4 separate regions of the Homo sapiens genome follow, and all the other regions are linked to region 2. A link is a loop called in an ENCODE intact Hi-C map of the cell type or tissue named here. Cell type or tissue: GM12878. All regions are shown on one strand. Region 1 has its middle 130 kb from the start of RPS6KA2-AS1. Region 2 holds the start of LOC112267970 (a long non-coding RNA gene). Region 3 has its middle 120 kb from the start of RPS6KA2-AS1. Region 4 has its middle 43 kb from the start of CCR6.

The links. Hi-C counts contacts between places; a loop is a spot of excess contacts. Peaks named below come from ENCODE experiments on the same cell type or tissue, not always from the same donor. Only the 100,000 strongest peaks of a DNase experiment are listed, where the experiment ranks them.
Region 1: a loop joins it to region 2, with 5 times the contacts of the local background. A loop is called at or near these places in 92 of 110 quality-filtered maps.
Region 3: it touches region 2 in a loop (7-fold over the local background); 92 of 110 quality-filtered maps call a loop at or near these places.
Region 4: a loop joins it to region 2, with 2.8 times the contacts of the local background. A loop is called at or near these places in 6 of 110 quality-filtered maps.

The regions. Positions count from the first base shown.
Region 1 is chr6:166,773,422-166,778,421 of GRCh38, reverse strand. It overlaps a transcript of RPS6KA2 not described here. Among named protein-coding and RNA genes, the nearest start is that of RPS6KA2-AS1, 130 kb to the left of the region's middle. In GM12878, a CTCF peak has its summit at 3,045 (motif pointing left); a DNase peak (open chromatin) is centred at 3,002.
Region 2 is chr6:167,139,421-167,144,420 of GRCh38, reverse strand. LOC112267970 (a long non-coding RNA gene) reads left to right here and starts at 3,070. Exons shown (of 2, transcript XR_002956379.2): 1 at 3,070-3,394; 2 at 3,886-5,000. RefSeq lists enhancers at 1-764, 765-1,693. In GM12878, CTCF peaks have their summits at 2,062 (motif pointing right) and 3,511; no DNase peak of the experiment used is centred here.
Region 3 is chr6:166,784,054-166,789,053 of GRCh38, reverse strand. It overlaps a transcript of RPS6KA2 not described here. Among named protein-coding and RNA genes, the nearest start is that of RPS6KA2-AS1, 120 kb to the left of the region's middle. RefSeq lists an enhancer at 4,607-5,000. In GM12878, a CTCF peak has its summit at 2,160 (motif pointing left); a DNase peak (open chromatin) is centred at 2,013.
Region 4 is chr6:167,077,687-167,082,686 of GRCh38, reverse strand. No RefSeq gene overlaps it. Among named protein-coding and RNA genes, the nearest start is that of CCR6, 43 kb to the left of the region's middle. RefSeq lists enhancers at 1,938-2,438, 2,484-2,823, 3,654-3,833. In GM12878, a CTCF peak has its summit at 2,741; a DNase peak (open chromatin) is centred at 2,676; H3K27ac peaks cover 1,621 bases.

The DNA.
Region 1 (5,000 bases), 370 kb after region 2:
TCAAGTTAAAACAACCATATCATCTCCTGGATATCCTTTTGAACATTGTGGTTTGGTTTTTTCACATTCTGGCCTTTAACGCATCTTGAATGTATTGATATATATGGTATGAGGTTGATCAGTCAGTTGGCCGGCGCCAGTCGTTGCAGAGGCCATCTCACCCTGCTGTTCTCTAACAGCTTTGCCCTTTCGTGAGCCCCACACAGAGGCAGGCAGGTCTCCAGGCTCTGCTGCGCCCGTGGCACCCTCTGAGTTCTTCTAAGGCTAACGTAAGCACCGATATCTCCCTGCCAGGGCTTGTCTTTGCTTCTGTGTCTTTAAAATGGTGTTGGCTGTCCTTCAGCCTTCAAAATCACTTTGTTTTAAATTCAGAAAAAATCGTCCTTTTTGGATTATGATTTTATTAAATTAAATTTACAGATTGACTTTGGAAAAATTGCTATATTTACTGTATTAAGATTTACTTTAGTCTTCTTTTATATCTTTCAATAAAGTTACTCATCTTTTCTGTAAAGACATTACACATTTTTTTAGATGTCTCTTTTATAGCTTATAAGGTTTTTTCTTCTCTTTTCTCTCTCTCTCACAATTGCAAATGCTATCATTTAAAATTATTTTCTGCTGTATTGCCAAAACTGCTTTTGAATATTACTTTTCCATCCATAACCTTTCCATACCCTCTTATTCAAATTAATAAATTCTCTGTAGATTCTCTTGGATTCTGTAGAGATTTATACTATCTGTGAACCGTAGCAGTTTTAATTTATTCTTTCCAACTTGTTTACATTTATTTCTTTTACTATGTTCTTTATGATTTTATAACTTTTAACAATACTTCTTTAATACTCCTGAATATTGTTCATCTGTTCTCTGGAATTCTTGGCTCCATTTTTGCCTTTTTGTGTGTCCTCTGCCCATCGTGCAGAGTGGCGCTGCCTGGGTTCTGGGGCTCCTGGCTGTGCGTGCACTCGGAGGCCACTTCCTCTCTCTGTGCTTTCCCCGTGGCTCAGTTTCAGGTGGTCCCTTCAGCGGAGTTCTGGGTTTGTGACTTAGGCATGTTCCTGGCACCAGACCAGCTGTCACATTAAACTTCACCCTGAGCCACCCTTGTCATTATGAATTCACACCCAAACTCATGGAAGGCACAGGCCTGGCATTTTTAATTATCAGAGAAGACGTAAAATCCATGTATTGTTAACCTGAGCCCAGGACAAGTTCGATGTCTCCCGTCCTCTTCTCAGCTGGTCGGGGCTTTCGTCCAGGCTTTGCGCTCCCTGCTCAGGCCTCCCGCAGCAACCTCAGGTCCAGCTCTTCACCTCACAGCCGCCCCATCCTCCTTCCCTGTATCTCCAGCATATTAAAACCCAAGCTTGAACAACAAAAAGACCACCAGCCCAATGAAAAAATGGGTGATGGGCTTAAGTAGACATTTCTCCAAAAGAGAACTACAAATGGCGGAGAAGCACATGAAAGGCTGCGGCTGACCCCCTCCTAGGTATGTACCCAAGATTGTTGAAAACAGGTACTGAAACAAAAATACGCACACACTTGTTTATAGCAGCACAACTCACAGTCGCCAAAAGATAAGAGACAGCCCACATGTCCATCAATGGATGAATGGACGCACAAACTGTGGTGTAAACAAACAATGGCATGTTATGTAGCCACTAAAGGGAAGGAAGCGTTGACACACCCTGCAACATGGACGAACCTCGAGCACATCATGCAGAGCAAAAGAAGCCAGACCCAGAAGACCCCACGCTGTGCGGTTCTGTCTATACCAAATGCCCAGAGCAGGTGAACCCACAGAGACGGCACGGATTGCTGGTTGCCAGGGACTGGGAGGGCAGAGTGGGGAGCAACTGCTTCATGGGCGTGGAAGAGGCAGATGTTGGGAATTACCTGGTGACACGTCAGTGTGAATGCACTAAACGCCACCTCATCATTCATGTTAAAACGATCAATTTTGTTGTGTGAAATTCACCTCGATATAAAAAAAATTAAAACACAAAAACAAGAAATCTAACCTGGAAGATTACAGAAACGGAAAATGCCCCCAGGACGGTCTCAAAGTCAGTGCGGGGACTCCATTCTCTCTCTTCCAGTCCTCCTCATTTCTGGAGCCTGTGGGTTAATCCTTCCTTCTTACAACTCAGCTTTTCGTTGAACCTCCTTTTTTGTTGTGTTTTATCCACCACTTCTAGTGGGTGTAGCGAGATCATTCTCTGTCATTTCTGCCTGGCGTCTTGCTGGAAGTAGAAGTCCTCTAAGCTGTACTTTCTCCACGTATTTTTGCATGGACCTGGCCCCCAGAGCCGGATGGTAGAGGAAAGAGTGGTGAGCGCCCCAGCCTCCTCTCCAGCACCGCTGTGGCTGGGGAGAGGCACACACCCTCAGTGGCTTTCACAACCACCCTTCCCAGTGATCAGATAAAGCCAGCAATGCCCGCCCTCACTTCCAGTTCTGGCCCTCCACGCGTGTCTGTCTTCCTGACTGTCCACAGTGGTTCCTCCATCGCGAGGACATTATCCTTTGTGTTGTGTAGTCCTCTCTGTGCGCCTTTGCCTGCGCTCAGTCTCTGCCCCTTCGCAGTTCCGAGCTCCAGCCGTGGAATCCCAGAGCTCAGGCATGTGGGTCGACAGCATCGTCATGTGTCTGTGTGTGTTTCCACCGCGCTTTATCTAGAGAAGATCCCCGGGCTGCAGCCCTGAAGCCAGCAAGCGTCTGAAAGAGACGGTTTCTTGGCTGATGCTGCAGCCTCAGGTAGCTGATACTTCAGAACTGACAGAAATCCAAATAAAGCTGGCAGGTGTGGGGAGAGCTGAGCACCAGCGGAGGGAGAGTCGGGGGTCATGGAAACCAAATTCAGCCTTCCTACAACGTGGACCCTGTGTAAATTAGCATTTTTCTTCTTCCAGGAGCACATCAGTAAGATTAAAGAAAACCAAGGCCTATATTTTGTTTGTTATAACAAAATGTAACAAGTTTCCAGGATTTCATTGGCTGCACGCGCCTCGGAGTGTTCTCACTTGCTGTGTCCTCTGCTGCCATCTAGTGGTAGACGTGCAAATTTGCGAGGGAAACTTTTGGGCACTTAGAGACTCCCCCAAAACCAAAGGTGGAGCTCCTGAGGGCTGTGCATAGTGCGAAGGGGCCGGGGGTGGGGGGGGCTTTCAATGAGTGTGTATTTTTTGGAGGAAGGGCCCAGGGTGTTTATCAAAGCCATCAAAGCCATTTAAGAATCAAGACTGCCCCCCAAAGTCTGGGTAAAACCGTTTTAAATTAACCATTTTGGTAACTCCCACGTGATTTCAAAATGGTAAAATCGTAAAATTGGTTGTGTAGCCTAATTAAGTATAAGAAACGGAACTCTGATGATGCTGAGCGCAGGTGCAGGCTGGGCAGGTCACATTATCCTGTGTAAAAATATCCGCAGTGCCACCTGCCGTTTCTCCTCTGCCCTCCCAACCCTAAAAGCTGGAAGACGGGGCTCATCCAAAATAAAGGACAGCTCAGAGCTATTGAAGCACCTGGGGATCCGACTCCTCAGAGGTCACAGACAAGAAGCACACATGCCAGCGTTCTCAAAGAAGGGCGAGATGTTTTGGGGTCCTTTATGCTGCTGTAATCTGGGAACGCCTTAATTTTCCCCACATCGTCATCATGCTGATGTTCACTGATGGCTGCTGTCTGCTGGGAGCCCAATATGGGCCAGCTCATTTCTTTCTCCCACCACCCCTGTGTAAGGGACTGTCTTCCTCAATTGTACAAACAGGGAAATTGGGGCTGAGGAGTCCAATGACTTGCCTAAGTTCTGGTGCCAGGAAATAAACCCTGGCTGGCTGCTTGGGAGGCTGAGCTCCCTACCATGGTCCGTAGCATCTTGGGAGAGCTTAGCCACGTGGTGCTGGGATGGGTGCAGCAGCAGCAGGGACAGTCACAGCATTCTCAAAGACCCAGAATAACCAACGCCGGGACGCTCGCTGGGTAAAGACGGCTGCACCACTCCAGCCACAGCACCACTTGAAAGTGTCCAATTTTCTAGAATCCCATGCACTAATTTCACTGAGAAATTCATAGCTGATATCGAGTCTATCAACTGCCTGACCATGACTGTCTAAATGTGTCTTTTGAGGAACGTGCACAATCTTCAAGACATTCTGTCATCTGGTAAGCAGGGGTGCTGTGAGCACACGGAACACCTTTTGTGTTATAAAATTTGGCTGGCAGCTTTACTTGCAGTCCAATCATAAAAGACCCCTGAGGATCAAATGAATCTTGGTCATCCAGACTATGACCCCAAGTGCCGTGAAAGCGATGGTGCCTGCCTTTCACATTTCTCCCACAACACTGGGTCACTTTCTAGACTTAAAAAAAAAGATTCAATCCATATTTTTTTCCAAAAGGTTGGCGAGTATTTGTTTAGAAATTTCTGATAGTTTATTTCAAATCAATGAAACACACAAAAATATTTGTCTGACCACGTCCATTTATTTTCTGCAAGCATGCTTGGCTATATGACAAGTGTCCTCTTCACGGAATACCCCTGGAGGACGATCATTTGCACAAAGCGTTTTATGTCATCTCAACGGTAGTTTTTTTTTCTTCCTGGTGGAGCTAGCCATGATGATAATAAATTCATGTTAAACGTATTTTGACGATAATGTGGTCACAGGTATGTAACAGGATGGACAGACGAGGAAGGGGACAGTAGCAGATTGCAGCCAGGTGCAGTGGCTCACGCCTGTAATCCCAGTGTTTCGGGAGGCCAAAGCAGGCAGATCACCTGAGGTCAGGAGTTCCAGACCAGCCTGGCCAATGGTGAAACCCTGTCTCCGCTAAAAACACAAAAATTAGCTGGGTGTGGTGGTGGGCGCCTGTAATCCCAGCTACTCACGAGGCTGAGGCAGGAGAATCACTGGAACCTGGGGGGCAGAGGTTGCAGTGAGCCAAGACTGCACTACTGTACTCCACCCTGGGTGACACAGCGAGACTCCACC
Region 2 (5,000 bases):
ACCTGGCGTCAGGAGCACCACTGCATGTCAGGGTCAAATAAAGTTGGAGGGGCCAAAGTGAGGCAGAGATGGAGCTGCCCACCTGAGAGGGAGGAGAGCAAAGCCCACTGCCCGGGCCCTGGAGAAGGGCTCGTGCTACCTGCAGGAGGCAGCTGAGAGGCGTCTGCTGCATTGGCTGCATAGGGCACAGGGCAGCCTTCTTGAAGACAGCTTGGTGGGATGGGGGCAGGGGCCAAACTCCAGGGGCTCCAGAGTGAATGGGAGCATTGGAAACAGGCAGAAGACCAGGTGGAGAGAGGGCAGAATACGGAAGTGGGGTTTGGGATTTGCATCCATCTCACTTTCCTCTTTACTATTTGATGGGAACAATCTTCCACTTGACCCACGGCAGGCCCAGGGCAGGGGTGTGGGTGTGCAGCACCGCTAGGGAGTGGAGTTTAGGACAATCAACAGGCACAGCCCAGGCCAGGTCCACCTTTGCTGGGGAGGGTGGCTTCCACCTTTGAAACTGGCGACAAAGGGTTGGGGGAGAGCCAATGCCCTGGGCCCTGGAACTGGCCACAGAAGATGGCAGAGCCCCTGCAACACCACATCTCCTGAGCAAAGCTTCCACCAAGGCTGATGGGCACACGTGAGTGGGGAGGAAGGAGGGCGGGTGGAAGGACCTCAGCCAGAGCCATGGAGAGTCAGGCCTGGGGACAGCTCAGAACGATGGCCCATGCCTCGGATGAGTAAATCATGAAACAAAATTCAATGTAGGTTGACTCAAACCCAACAGAAGTTCATTTCTTGCTCACACAGTAGCACCAGGCACATGGAGGGTCAGTGTATTCAGGTTCTGCTGTTTCCAGCAGCTGTTTCCAAGGTCTCCTGTGCCTGCTCCCTCCGGCCTTCAGGAGAAAGCGAGTGGTTTTGTGCACCAGACCTGGAAATGATGCGTTTCACCTGTGTTCAGGCATCTCCAGCCAGACCTCAGTCCCATGCCCCACAGAGTCCCCAGGGGCTGCACAAGGTGGCTCAGCCATGGACCCAGGAGGCAAGGGTGGTGGGCAGCTGCCCACACCACAGAATAGATGCTCTGTAGCTGGTTAGAGTGAGCGGCGAGCAGAGCAAACAGCTAACGGGAGAGATCTCAGAGCACGAGCTCTCCCCTGGTTGCACCCCCAGCCCCGCCGCCAGCCACGTTGTCTCTATCACATTCCCTGGAGAAAAGTAAGTAAGGAGGCCCAGAAGGCTGAAGGACAGGGCCAGGGGGCTGGTTCTCAGAGGGCACCCCTGGCCACGGCCTCTCATGCATCCGTGTGAGATGGTGTCAAGTCAGGTCTGCAGAGGACTAGAGGGACAGGGGTCCTGAGAAGGCTTTTCCTAAGGAGAGGCTGCCTCCAGGCAGCACCACCTCTCCTGCCCCACCTGGACACCTGGGGGCCCAAAGGCAGCAAGGACCACCATGAAAGCCAGCTCGCCCAGGGTCACACACACTCCTCTGCCATCCTAGTGCACAATCAGATGTGCCGTGATTCACAAAGGTGGAAAAGGGAGGTTGCCTGGAATGTTTATTTACCTTTCTCCTTAATTTTGGACTTGCATAATGAATTCTTGGTGAGTAGAGATTACATCATTTTACATATCTTCTTTTTATTAACTTAATATCCTAAAAGTCATTCTACATTATCTGCCATAAAAATATATAGATGCTGTATTTCCTGATTTATACATATATTTATTCTGCTATGTATATGTTCACATAGCAAAAAAATAAAATAAAATAAAAAGGAAAGAGCCAATCTACTATTGTGAATGTTAAAAGCAACAAGGAGAAAAATGAACAGCAGCAATAGTGCAGTGATATTTTTCTGAAGATTTTACGCCACGGGTGCAAGAAGATAGTATAAGATTGTATTAATTTCACATACTTATTATCCAAAATAAACTGTAGAGTTTCCCCGCTAAGACATACATGTGACATTTGTCCTTTGACACGTTGCAGAATTAGGGCAACAGCCGGGAAGGTGAGCGTCTCCAGGAGCAGGTGCAGGCGCTGGGAGGCGGCTCGCGCACCAGAGGGCAGCAGCGCCCTGTCCAGGGCAGAGGCACCCCTGGAAGGCTCAGGAGCTCGGCTCCTGGTGAAGCCAGGACTTTAGGAATCGCATTTGCTCCCCACTGGCGTGAAGAGAAGTGCTAGCTCATCTATTTACATTCTAGGTTCAGAAAGGGGACCCCAAAATGTTATGTGACATCCAAGAATCCAGTTCATCTTTCAATGTTAGGCAGAAAAATGAAACCTTATTCAAATGTTAACACTAATTCTAAATACAGTATTCTGAACATTTAGATGGACCGGCTGTGGGCACTGTGGTAATTATTAGTGGGCTACAGGAGAAGAGGCCCCTGTGTACAGGGCGCATCCCAGGTGACCCTAGACTTGCTGCACAGGGCCAGCCATATCTCCTGAGTGGCCTTGGCCTAGTGGGCTGCCTCGGCTACCGCTTACCTACAGCTGGGGAGATGCAGACCCTCCCCTCTGGTTAAAGAGAGGAGTCCGGCTGCCTCCCCTCCATGAAAGTGGTTTTCTCAGTATCTCTCCCCCTTCTTACATGGTGTGTTTGTGATTACTGCGTGCACATGGACACACGGCCACCCGCTGAAGAGCATCCCAGACTTTCTTTCACCTGGCTGTAACCATGTGACTAAGTGAAGGCTCCCACCTTGGGAGCAGAAATGATTTCCACAGCTTTCCAGTTGTGTCTTTAAGGCCACCTGCTTCCCGCATCCTGCTTCTTGTTGTCTAGAATGGAAATGGGCTGGAAGGAGGTACAACAGCTCCCTTGTGCTGAGGACAGCCTCGAGGTGAGGAGAACAGCACTCTGCCCATCATTCCTGACTGTCCACCTGGACTCTCAATGAAGAGAGGAATCAGCCAAGAAGTAGAAAATAAATCGTTCCTGCCTTAGCTCTTATATGGATTTACCTAAATAAGGCATCAGGAATATCATGCTATTGGCAAATGCAACACAAGGAAGAAGATTGCAGCTGTGCATACTGAGTCATAAGCATGAAATCAGGTCACAGCAAACCACCCTGAGCTCTGCAAACACACCAGAGCGAGGGGCCTTCGTCCGAATGCTGCAGCCTCTTTATTCTGTGAGATCACAAAGACTGAGTGCATCAGATTCTCAGAGCAGCCAGCGGAATGTAGAATGCAGACCACCCCAAGCTCTGCAAACATGCCAGAGCGAGGGTGGCCTTCATCCGAATGCTGCAGCCTCTTTATTCCGTGAAATCCCTGAGCACAAAGACCATGAACATGTCAGGTTCTCCACACAGCAGCCAGCAGAATGTAGAATGCATCAGGGCAGCTGTGCTGTGAGGCTGCAATGACTCAAATCATCTAATGGTAAATGTAAAATGCCACCTCCTTCTGTGTCCTACAGGAGAATGTGCCCCAAGAATGAGATTAAGACAACAGAGAGCCCCGCTGAAGTCATGAGCCTTGAATGCTCTGTTTATACAAATAGGGGGCAGAATAGGGCCTGGCCTCCCCTGGGCTATCACAGCTGCTTTCTGCTGCCACAGCTGAGATCACCATCCCTAGGTCCACAGCTGAGAGGGGGATGTCTCTGCTTTGAATATGGAGGCCACTCAGACTTGGGGAAATTCCCCACTTCCCTGTCAGAGAACTGGGAAGGGAGGAGATGCCACACCTCAGGGCAGAGGTCAGGGCAGTAGGTGAACCACTGGGATCAGATACTGAAACTTGCACCACGGGTGGGTGCTGGAGCTCAAGGCTGTGCACGGGTGGGTGCTGGAGCTCAAGGCTGTGCAGGTTAGATAGGCAGGCGTTGTCTCACTGGGGACCACAACCCTTCTCTGTCATCTCTCTGTGAGGTCTGCACCTGAAAAGCCGAAATGGGAATGAATGTTTGGAACATAACTTATTGGAAAGGCGGAAAGTATGTACAAAGAAATTCTCACATGTTTCAGGTTAACTTTAATAGGAAAATATGCCCCACCTTCAGGGAAATAGATGTTAGGGGCTGGATGGTGTCCCCTTAAAATTCATATGTCAAAGTCCCAACCCTCAGTATCTCAGAAAGTTGTGATATTTAGAGACTGGGATTTTAAACCGGTGATTAAGTTAAAAGGGCCTTTTCGGTGGGCTGTAATCCAATCTGACTAGTGTCCTTATAAGAAGCGTCAGCTCACAGAGGAAAAGCCATTTGAGGCCTCAGGAGAAACCAACCCTGCCAACACCTTAACCAGCCTCTAAAAATGTGAGAAATAAATGTGTTGTTTAAGCCACTCAGTCTGTAGTATTTTGTTAGGGCAGCCCCAGCAAACTAATGTCCTAGCAGACTATAGCATGTACACTGCGTTCATTGAGACCACATTCTCTGTACACATATCTCCAGAATGCCTGTAATTTGCACACATCACCACAAGTCTTAAAAGGATTTGAAAATATTGTGTTTTTCTGGCCTCATTTAAAATCCAGTCTGTCTGTCCTGAGAAGCAAATCACGTACAGTTTGCAAGGTAATACTTAAGTACCTAAATGTTGAGATTTACATACAGTAAGATCTCACGTATCCAGAAATAATTGAATACTTGGAGGTTCTAACACATTGCCCCTATTAATAGACAATTCTGACAAGCGCAGATAGCTGATGTCCCCACCAAACATATAGAATAATGTTTGCAATGAGTGGAGAGGAGGACTAACGGCAGACACAGTTAAGGCTCAGGAAGAGACGGCCAGAGCCTGAGAGCAAAAAGATATGGGGAGAATCAATGGGAACCACTGAAGAACAGCCCCTTCTATCTTAATGTCTCCTGAGAGTGTCAGGTTACCATGGCACCTGTTTTGATGCCCAAGACAGCAAGAAAAATGATGTAACCTAATGTACTACATTTAAGAAGAAATAAAGTATGTGGTATATTTTGGAAACATTTTTATACATCTTAGCTAAAATGTTTAAAAGGTTATTGCTTAAATAAGTCAGC
Region 3 (5,000 bases), 360 kb after region 2:
CCTGCTTCAGCTCGCGCACGGTATGCTGCACCCGCTGTCCTGTGCCCGCTGTCTGGCACTCCCTAGTGAGATGAACCTGGTACCTCAGATGGAAATGCAGAAATCACCTGTCTTCTGCGTCACTCACCCTGGGAGCTGTAGACTGGAGCTGTTCCTATTCAGCCATCTTGGCTCCACCCACCTATTTTATTTTTATTTTTTATTTTACTTTAAGTTCCAGGATACATGTGCAGAATGTGCAGGTTTGGTACATATACATACATGTGTCATGATGATTTGCTGTACCTATCAACCTGTCATCTAGGTTTTAAGCCCCACATGCATTAGGTATTTGTCCTGATGCTCTCCCTCCCCTTGCCCCTCACCCCGGACAGGCCCCGGTGTGTGATGTTCCCCTCCCTGAGTCCAAGTGGTCTCATTGTTCAGCTCCCACTTATGAATGAGAACATGCAGTATTTGGTTTTCTGTTTCTGTGTTAGTTTGTTGAGGATGATGGCTTCCAGCTTCATCCATGTCCCTGCAAAGAACATGATCTCATTCTTTTTTATAGCTGCATAGTATTCCATGGTGTATATGTACCACATTTTCTTTATCCAGTCTATCATTGATGGGCATTTGGGTTGGTTCCATGTCTTTGCTATTGTAAATAGTGCTGCAATAAACATAGGTGTGCATGTGTCTTTATAGTAAAATGATTTATAATCCTTTGGGTCTATACCCAGTAATGGGATTGCTGGGTCAAATGATATTTCTTGTTCTAGATCCTTGAGGAATCGCCACACTGTCCTCCACAATGGTTGAACCGAGTTACACTCCCACCAACAGCATAAAAGCATTCCCATTTCTCCACAGCCTCACCAGCATCTATTTTTTCCTGACTTTTTAATGATTGCCATTCTGACTAGTGTGAGATGGTATCTCATTGTGGTTTTGATTTGCCTAATCATAATACCTAATGATCAGTGATGATGAGCTTTTTTTCATATGTCTGTTGGCTGCATAAATGTCTTTTTTTGAGAAGTGTCGGTTCATATCCTTTGCCGACTTTTTGATGGGTTGGTTTTTTTTTTTTTTTTTTGTAAATTTGTTTAACTTCTTTGTAGATTCTGGATATTAGCCCTTTGTCAGATGAGTAGATTGCAAATATGTTCTCCCATTCCTTAGGTTGCCTGTTCAGTCTGATGCTAGTTTCTTTTGCTGCGCAGAAGCTCTTTAGTTTGATTAGATCCCATTTGTCAATTTTGGCTTTTGTTGCCATTGCTTTTGGTGTTTTAGTCATGAAGTTTTTGCGCATGCCCATGTCCTGAATGGTGTTGCCTAGGTTTTCTTCTAGAGTTTTTATGGCTTTGGGTTTTACATCTAAGTCTTTACTCCATCTTGAGTTAATTTTCATATAAGGTGTAAGGAAGGGGTCCAGTTTCAGTTTTCTGCTTATGGCTAGTCAGTTTTCCCAGTGAAGGGTATAAATGCTTAAAATAAATTTAAATGTAATAAAGAAGAGACAGTAACTTTTAACAGGGGGTATATTTTTTTCAACTGTGACCTTTTTTTTTGGAACATTTCTACTTCTATATCTGTACTCCCACAGCCAGACTTATATTTTTATCATCAGTATCTAGATATGTTTCTATATTTAAATCAACACAGTTTATATAATTCATAAATATCAAATCATACTTTTTATAATATTCTCTTAACATTTCATAACTTTTCCCCAAAACACTTAAATATTTTTAAAAGCAGCTAGAGTTTTCCATCATATAGCTGTACCATAATTTATTAGTACAATCCCCTATTGTTGATTACTTAGGTAAATTTTCAATTATACATCATGATAAAAAAAACACTATGATAAACATCCACATACATCAGTCTTTATCTTTGGATAAACTCCTAGAAGTTATTGGGTCAAATAATTTGAATATTTTTATATAAACATGCTTATTTTACATCTTATTTTATGCAAAATAATATTTTAAGGCCTAATTTAGGAAAAATATTTAAATTCTGGATTGAGTTTTCTATACACATATTGGCACACCGACATAGCTGTGTCTACCACGAATCAGAATTCCTGGTTGGGAAGGCCATTTAAAACCCACATTGCAAAATGGCATCAGGCTCATTTGACCTATCTCGGGCCTCTTGTACTTTTCTCTTCTGCCCTCTAGTGGTCATGAGGATCAAAAATGTGGAACTGGAATTATATATATTACTCTACTGATGAAAGTAACCAAAATTAAGCATAAAACACCTGAACTAAACTATTTTTGAGCACTAAATTACACAATTACTAAAAATTTATCATGACATAATTCAGTTTTCTTCACTTTTGCTATGATGATTTTTTTAAGCATTTTTTTCCTCCTGTGATGTGGAAGGTATGCATCTTTTAAAAGTATAATTGTAGCATTTTTGTTTATACTACTATAAAATGGCAATATCTATTAACCTAGCAATGTTTGAAGTAAATTACAAAAAAGAATACTTTTACATTCTTCCTTCCATACTACTCCCAACCGTCTACAAATCTTTGTTGATGCAATCAGAATTTTTTTTTTTGCATCCGTGATATCATTCATGAATTATTTTGTTACCTTTTCTACTTTGATAATCAGTTTTGTCACCATTTTCTCCCATTTTCATGGCCATATTAACAATCATTATTCTCTATTAACTCCTTTTAACTGGTTTGCTTTTCTTACTGCTAATACCATGATTTGTAAATTCTCCTTCCTTATGTTCTGTATTTGGAATTAAGGTTTATTAGACAAGTTCATTTTTAAAGACATTTTTCTGGGCTGGCTGAGCCAGGCTGCCACTCCTGTGTTCATATTTAGTTCTGCTCCATGATGATTAGCAAAATAAAAGGAGACTGTTCACCACAGAAGGACTTAAAATGTACTGTGATATCAGCTTTCCATACTGTAAGTGGATTGGAGGAGTCACTGTTCCTAACTCAATTTTCTCAAATAACAAGAAACACCCATAAATGATTGTTGAAAAAGGATATCTGAATTGTATGGTTTTCTGGTCACATTTGTCAGAACCCCTTTTTTCTTAGATTTTTAAAAAGAAAATAAAACCAAATGTTATTTAATTGATTATTATCTGCTATTTTTATTATTATTTTGTTAGATTTCATTATTGACCTTCTAGAACAAAAAGGAAGAAAGGTAAAAAATCTTTTTGGCAATACCTTGTCTTTATACTAACATGTCCTAAAAACATATTTGAATGACTTAAGTCTCATATAAATAAGATCGTTGTAGTAAAATCATTGAGTGCTTTATAGAAACAAGATGCCTGGAAGCAAATTGTGGTGCTTAAGAATACGGGCTTGGACTCAGCTAAGTCTGACTTCAAATGCTGGCTCTGCAACTACTAGCTTGTGACTTTGGATAAATTATTTAACCTTGTTCAGTCTTAGGTTCAACAGCTGAAAAACGGTGTTCATGTTGCTCAGATTCTCGTAAGGACCACGTGAGTGGAGCTCTCGAACCAGGAGCACCATGCCTGGCGTGGAGCAACCTTGAACTTAGTCGCTATCTTTCAGGTGTTTTCTGGTCCATTGTCTATGGAAAGTAATTACTTAAAAAATAATAAACCCTCAAGTAAGTAGAAGAAAGGAGCAACAGCTCCCATAAACTGAAAGAGCCAATAATCCCTGCCCTATACACATCTTTTCAAACCTGGAGCCAGCGACCTAGGGAGGAGACTGAGGCCGGCAGAACTGGGTGACCTGCCTTGGCAGCCTAGTGGGGGGTGGCACATGAGGGGTGAAGAGAAGAAGCGCCAAGTCCCTCCCCTGCTTTCCGGGGAATGTCCCAGACAGGCAGAGGCTTACATCAAGAATTCGGAAGATTGTCTTATTTCAGAATGAGACTGCCTTTACAAGCAAATGGGATTGTACTAGTCAGTGCTCTCCAAAGAAACAGATCTAAAAAGATGCAGACAGATAGGTAGACGCAAACACAGAAAGATTTACACATATACAGACACGTGTATACAGAGAGTGACCAATAGCTACAACCTGCTCTAAGAAGGACCTGACAGCCAGGGCAAGCTGGGGATTTTCCTGACATCAGAACCATCCTCCCAGCCCCAGCTCAGCCCGTGTACAACAGAAGCCAGGAAGCACATGCAAAGTGAGGCAAACAGGGATTATTCATCACAAATGCACTCATCAAGCCAAACTTATTCATAAATTTACTCGGTAGAATGCTTCCTCTGTCCTGGATGAGACATGGAGACCACTGCGGGACTTCTCTGGTCTCATGTATAGACATGCATACATAGGTATATATGTGGTTATAGATAGGTGTGCACGTGTGCATATGTGGTTATGCATAGGTGTGCACGTGTATATATGTGGTATAGATAGGTGTGCACATGTGTATATGTGGTTCTGCATAGGTGTGCACGTGTGTATATGTGGTTCTGCATAGGTGTGCACGTGTGCATATGTGGTTCTGCATAGGTGTGCACGTGTGCATATGTGGTTCTGCATAGGTGTGCACGTGTGCATATGTGGTTCTGCATAGGTGTGCACGTGTGCATATGTGGTTCTGCATAGGTGTGCACGTGTGCATATGTGGTTCTGCATAGGTGTGCACGTGTGCATATGTGGTTCTGCATAGGTGTGCACGTGTGCATATGTGGTTATGCATAGGTGTGCACGTGTGCATATGTGGTATAGATAGGTGTGCACGTGTGCATATGTGGTTATGCGTAGGTGTGCACGTGTGCATATGTGGTTATGCGTAGGTGTGCACGTGTGCATATGTGGTTATGCGTAGGTGTGCACGTGTGCATATGTGGTTATGCGTAGGTGTGCACGTGTGCATATGTGGTTATGCGTAGGTGTGCACGTGTGCATATGTGGTGATGCGTAGGTGTGCACGTGTGCATATGTGGTGATGCGTAGGTGTGCACGTGTGCATATGTGGTGATGCGTAGGTGTGCACGTGTGCATATGTGGTGATGCGTAGGTGTGCACG
Region 4 (5,000 bases), 62 kb after region 2:
AATAAAATACCTAGGAATCCAACTTACAAGGCACGTGAAGGACCTCTTCAAGGAGAACTACAAACCGCTGCTCAACAAAATAAAAGAGGATACAAACAAATGGAAGAACATTCCATGCTCATGGGTAGGAAGAATCAATATCGTGAAAATGGCCATATTGCCCAAGGTAATTTATAGATTCAATGCCATTCCCATCAAGCTACCAATGACTTTCTTCACAGAATTGGAAAAAACTACTTTAAAGTTCATATGGAACCAAAAAAGAGCCTGCATCGCCAAGTCAATCCTAAGCCAAAAGAACGCAGCTGGAGGCATCATGCTACCTGACTTCAAACTATACTACAAGGCTACAGTAACCAAAACAGCATGGTACTGGTACCAAAACAGAGATATAGACCAATGGAACAGAACAGAGCTCTCAAAAATAATGCCGCATATCTACAACCATCTGATCTTTGACAAACCTGACAAAAACAAGAAATGGGTAAAGGATTCCCTATTTAATAAATGCTGCTGGGAAAACTGGCTAGCCATATGTAGAAAGCTGAAACTGGATCCCATCCTTACACCTTACACAAAAATTAATTCAAGATGGATTAAAGACTTAAATGCTAGACCTAAAACCATAAAAACCCTAGAAGAAAACCTAGGCAATACCATTCAGGACATAGGCATGGGCAAAGACTTCATGTCTAAAACACCAAAAGCAATGGCAACAAAAGACAAAATTGATAAATGGGATCTAATTAAACTAAAGAGCTTCTGCACAGCAAAAGAAACTACCATCAGAGTGAACAGGCAACCTACAGAATGGGAGAAAATTTTTGCAAGCTACTCCTCTGACAAAGGGCTAATATCCAGAATCTACAATGAACTCAAACAAATTTACAAGAAAAATACAAACAACCCCATCAACAAGTGGGCGAAGGATATGAACAGACACTTCTCAAAAGAAGACATTTATGCAGCCAAAAGACACATGAAAAAATGCTCATCATCACTGGCCATCAGAGAAATGCAAATCAAAACCACAATGAGATACCATCTCACATCAGTTAGAATGGCGATCATTAAAAAGTCAGGAAACAACAGGTGCTGGAGAGGATGTGGAAAAATAGGAACACTTTTACACTGTTGGTGGGACTGTCAACTAGTTCAACCATTGTGGAAGTCAGTGTGGAGATTCCTCAGGGATCTAGAACTAGAAATACCATTTGACCCAGCCATCCCATTACTGGGTATATACCCAAAGGATTGATTATAAATCATGCTGCTATAAAGACACATGCACACGTATGTTTATTGCCGCACTATTCACAATAGCAAAGACTTGGAACCAACCCAAATGTCCAACAGTGATAGACTGGATTAAGAAAATGTGGCACATATACACCATGGAATACTATGCACCCATAAAAAATGATGAGTTCATGTCCTTTGTAGGGACATGGATGAAGGTGGAAACCATCATTCTCAGCAAACTATCGCAAAGACAAAAAACCAAACACTGCATGTTCTCACTCATAGGTGGGAATTGAACAATGAGAACACATGGACACAGGAAGGGGAACATCACACACCAGAGCCTGTTGTGGGGTGGGGGGAGTGGGGAGGGATAGCATTAGGAGACATACCTAATGTTAAATGATGAGTTAGTGGGTGCAGCACACCAACATGGCACATGTATACATATGTAACAAACCTGCACGTTGTGCACATGTACCCTAAAACTTAAAGTATAATAATAAAAAAAGAAAGCTTCATGTGTGGTGCAGGGGATGAAGTGTTTGCCCATCTAGTCAGGAGTGGAGCTGGATTTGATTTTTTCTTTTATAATTATCACCTTCAGTGCACCACAAGCTTCAGAACCCTCCGGTGATAGATGCTGGGGCTGACATGGGGCTGACCTATGGAGGGTTTTTCTCAGGATTCTCTCTCCATCTTCCACTTTCAGCCATTCCCACGGAGGACCAGGAAGTTGCGGCTGTTTTCTCCAGTGACCCCATTCGAACGCTGCTGCAGTGACTGATTTCAACTGAGAAAGGGTGAGGCCTAGACAGGCAAGCATGAGATGAGGGACGCGTCTTCGGGTCACTTGTTGGGGCTGAACGCTGTGTCATTTGCTGTTCTGTAAGGAACGCCTGTAGTGGTTCTTGGGGACCAGAGTGGAAGAAAAAAAAACATTCCTCCTTCTCTCAGAAGTTGAAGATTCAGGGAACGCAAAGCCATTTTCATTGATTGGCTGTGCAACTGCCCATTTCTTAATGAGAACCCTAGAAAGCATAACTTCTAATTCAGAAAGGATGCTGAGGTGTTCTCTAGGCTAGTGTTTCTCAAGCTTTCATGTGCAGACGAAGCACTGCAATGTGAATTCATGTGGATTCACTGGTTCTGATACAGTAGCCCTGGGAGGGCCTGAGAGCTCCAGGTGACAGCAAGGCCCTGGCCTGGGGCCACACTTTGGGCAGCAAGGCTCTGGCACACACAATGAGAGCCAGACCCGGGACCCGTGGAGCACTTCCCGAGGATCTGAGGCTCTCATCGCTCTCCACCACAAAACGCGCTCTACTGGAGGCAGTGACACAGAATTAGAAACTCCACAAGTTGACTGAAAGGATGTCTCAACTTGAGGACCTGAAACTGAGACGTTTATCAAGGGCCCCACTGGAACAACGGGGACTTCCCCAGGTTTCCAAGACAGACCAAAAAGCACAGCAACAGCACAAATGGCAGTGCCCCTCAATGGCTGTGAGTGACATGACATGTGGCAAGCCCTGCTCTGAGCCAGGCCGTAAGCCAAGCATGTTTAGGAACGTACAGCCTCGTCCCAGGGTTCATGGTGTACTTGCTTTTCAAATGAATGTCTCATCTGCAAATCACATATTATCATGCCTGGAGAACATGATAAATGTGTTGTTCATATTTCATTTTGTTTTCTATAAATATTTCATATCCTCCTCTGAAGCCCAGGAATCTACCTTGCCGGCCATAGGACTTCCACTTTTCATTCCCATTATTCACAGACCCGCTAGAGGTTCTGCCTGTGTGTGTCCCTCTATATTAAGGAATATTTCATTCCACTTATGCTAGAGCACAGTAGACATCTGCTGCTACATGAGTGTTTCTAAAGCTTCCACCTCTGTGAAAATGTGCATACTGGGGATCTGTGCTATATTTAAAGGAAGATCTTAAGAAACGCCAATTCCCCATCGTAAGATAGAACTCAGGCAGTGTCGTCTAATAACAGATCATCCAATGACATGAAAGTTTTCACCAAAAGAAAAGGAGTTCCTGCTGATGCTTCCATGGGAATAGGGTCTATAGGAATCTGCTGTTCTTTCTGAAAAGGTTTCTTATCAGCCCCTCAGCAACACTCTGTAGGAAATCCTCACTTGCTGTTAGAAGCAACTATACTCAGATTTTCATTATAGAAAGAGTATTGCTTCAGGCTCCAAGTCTACAGTCCCAAACCCAACTTTATCTGATTATTAGTTCCTAGAAAAAGGTGTTCCTAGAAAAAGGTATTCCTAAATATCACTTTAAATTAGACCATAAAATGATGAGTCTTATTTTGAATTTTCTTCTGGGAATAAAAAGCTGTCATCCATTGTGACATCTCACATGGCACAGGCATTTATAGAACGCCAGAGTCATGTTATCTGAAAGTGAAATTAGTGTGCTCCAGAATCTCTCATCTTTCTCTGTGTCTGTGGGGCAGTCATTCGTGTTTCATCAGTATTTCCAGGTCTCCGCCTTCTGAGCACGGAACAGATCAGCCTTCATCACTGTCGGGGGTTACAGGACTTGCTCTGCTAATTTACTGAGACGAAGGCAATGTGTGCACTTCTGAGCGAAGCCTTCTGGTTCTGGTGTCCAGTTTGCTCTGTTCTTTCCTCTCCCTGGTACCCCACAGGGTGGAACCACGTGCAGCACCTCCAAGTGACAGCCCTGTGGGGCAGGCCTGGGAGGACACAGAGCCAGGTGAGACATGAGGCTGCTGGTTACTGTAGGAGAGTCTAGCCTCTCCTTACTGGTATGGGTGTTTTATCATAAGTAACAGGTTTGGAAAAATCCAAAGGCAAACAAAGATTTGCATAAAGATAAACAGTCTTAAAACTGTCTTACCCTTCTAGAGCACTTCTGCAAGAGAAGCTGCAATGGACTGGATTACGTCTCTCTAAAATGCAATATGGTGTAATGGGCTGAATATCTGTGTGGTCCCCAAAATTCCTATGTCAAAATCCTCACCCTTAAAGAAAGGGATGCTATTAGGAGGTGGGGCCTCTGGGAGGTGATTAGGTCGTGAGGGTGAAACCCCATGAATGGGCTTAGTGCCCGTATAACAGACCCCTGAGAGCTCCTTCGTCCCTTCTCCCTGTGAGGATGCAGTGAAGGCAAGAAGGTGCCGTCTGTGAACCAGGAATTGGGCCCTCACCAGACATCGAATCTGCCGGCACCTCGATCTTGGACTTCTAGCCTCCAGAACTGTGAGAAATAAATGTCTATTGTTACAACAGCCAGAACGAACTAAGACCAAGATGTGTTTTTGACAGACTCTGAAGGCTATTTATGTGCTGGGATCATTGCAATCTGTTCTTCACCTTTTTAAGAGTGTGGGATTTCACTTCCTAGATGTTATCAAACAGGCTGCATTCATAATTCTGGCTAACTATATGTGAGTGATTTCTCTGTACCCAGCAATGTGCTAAGTACTTTGCATGGAGTAATAATATTTCTCTTAATAAACCTATGCAAAAAAAAAATATTACAGATGAGGAAAGTGGAATTGAGAGAGGAAAGAAAACATACCCAGAGTCACAGGCCTGTAAGCAATGAAACTAGGGTCAGAGCTCAGGCCTATGTTCTGCTCTTGGTAAACAGAGAAGCTGTGACCTATGGATCTGTCTCTACACCTGCGCCCTATGTCTGGAACATACACCATTGAGAATTGCTGGCTCTGTGTGGCGGCCCCACAGACAATTGTTAACAGCCTTACGCAT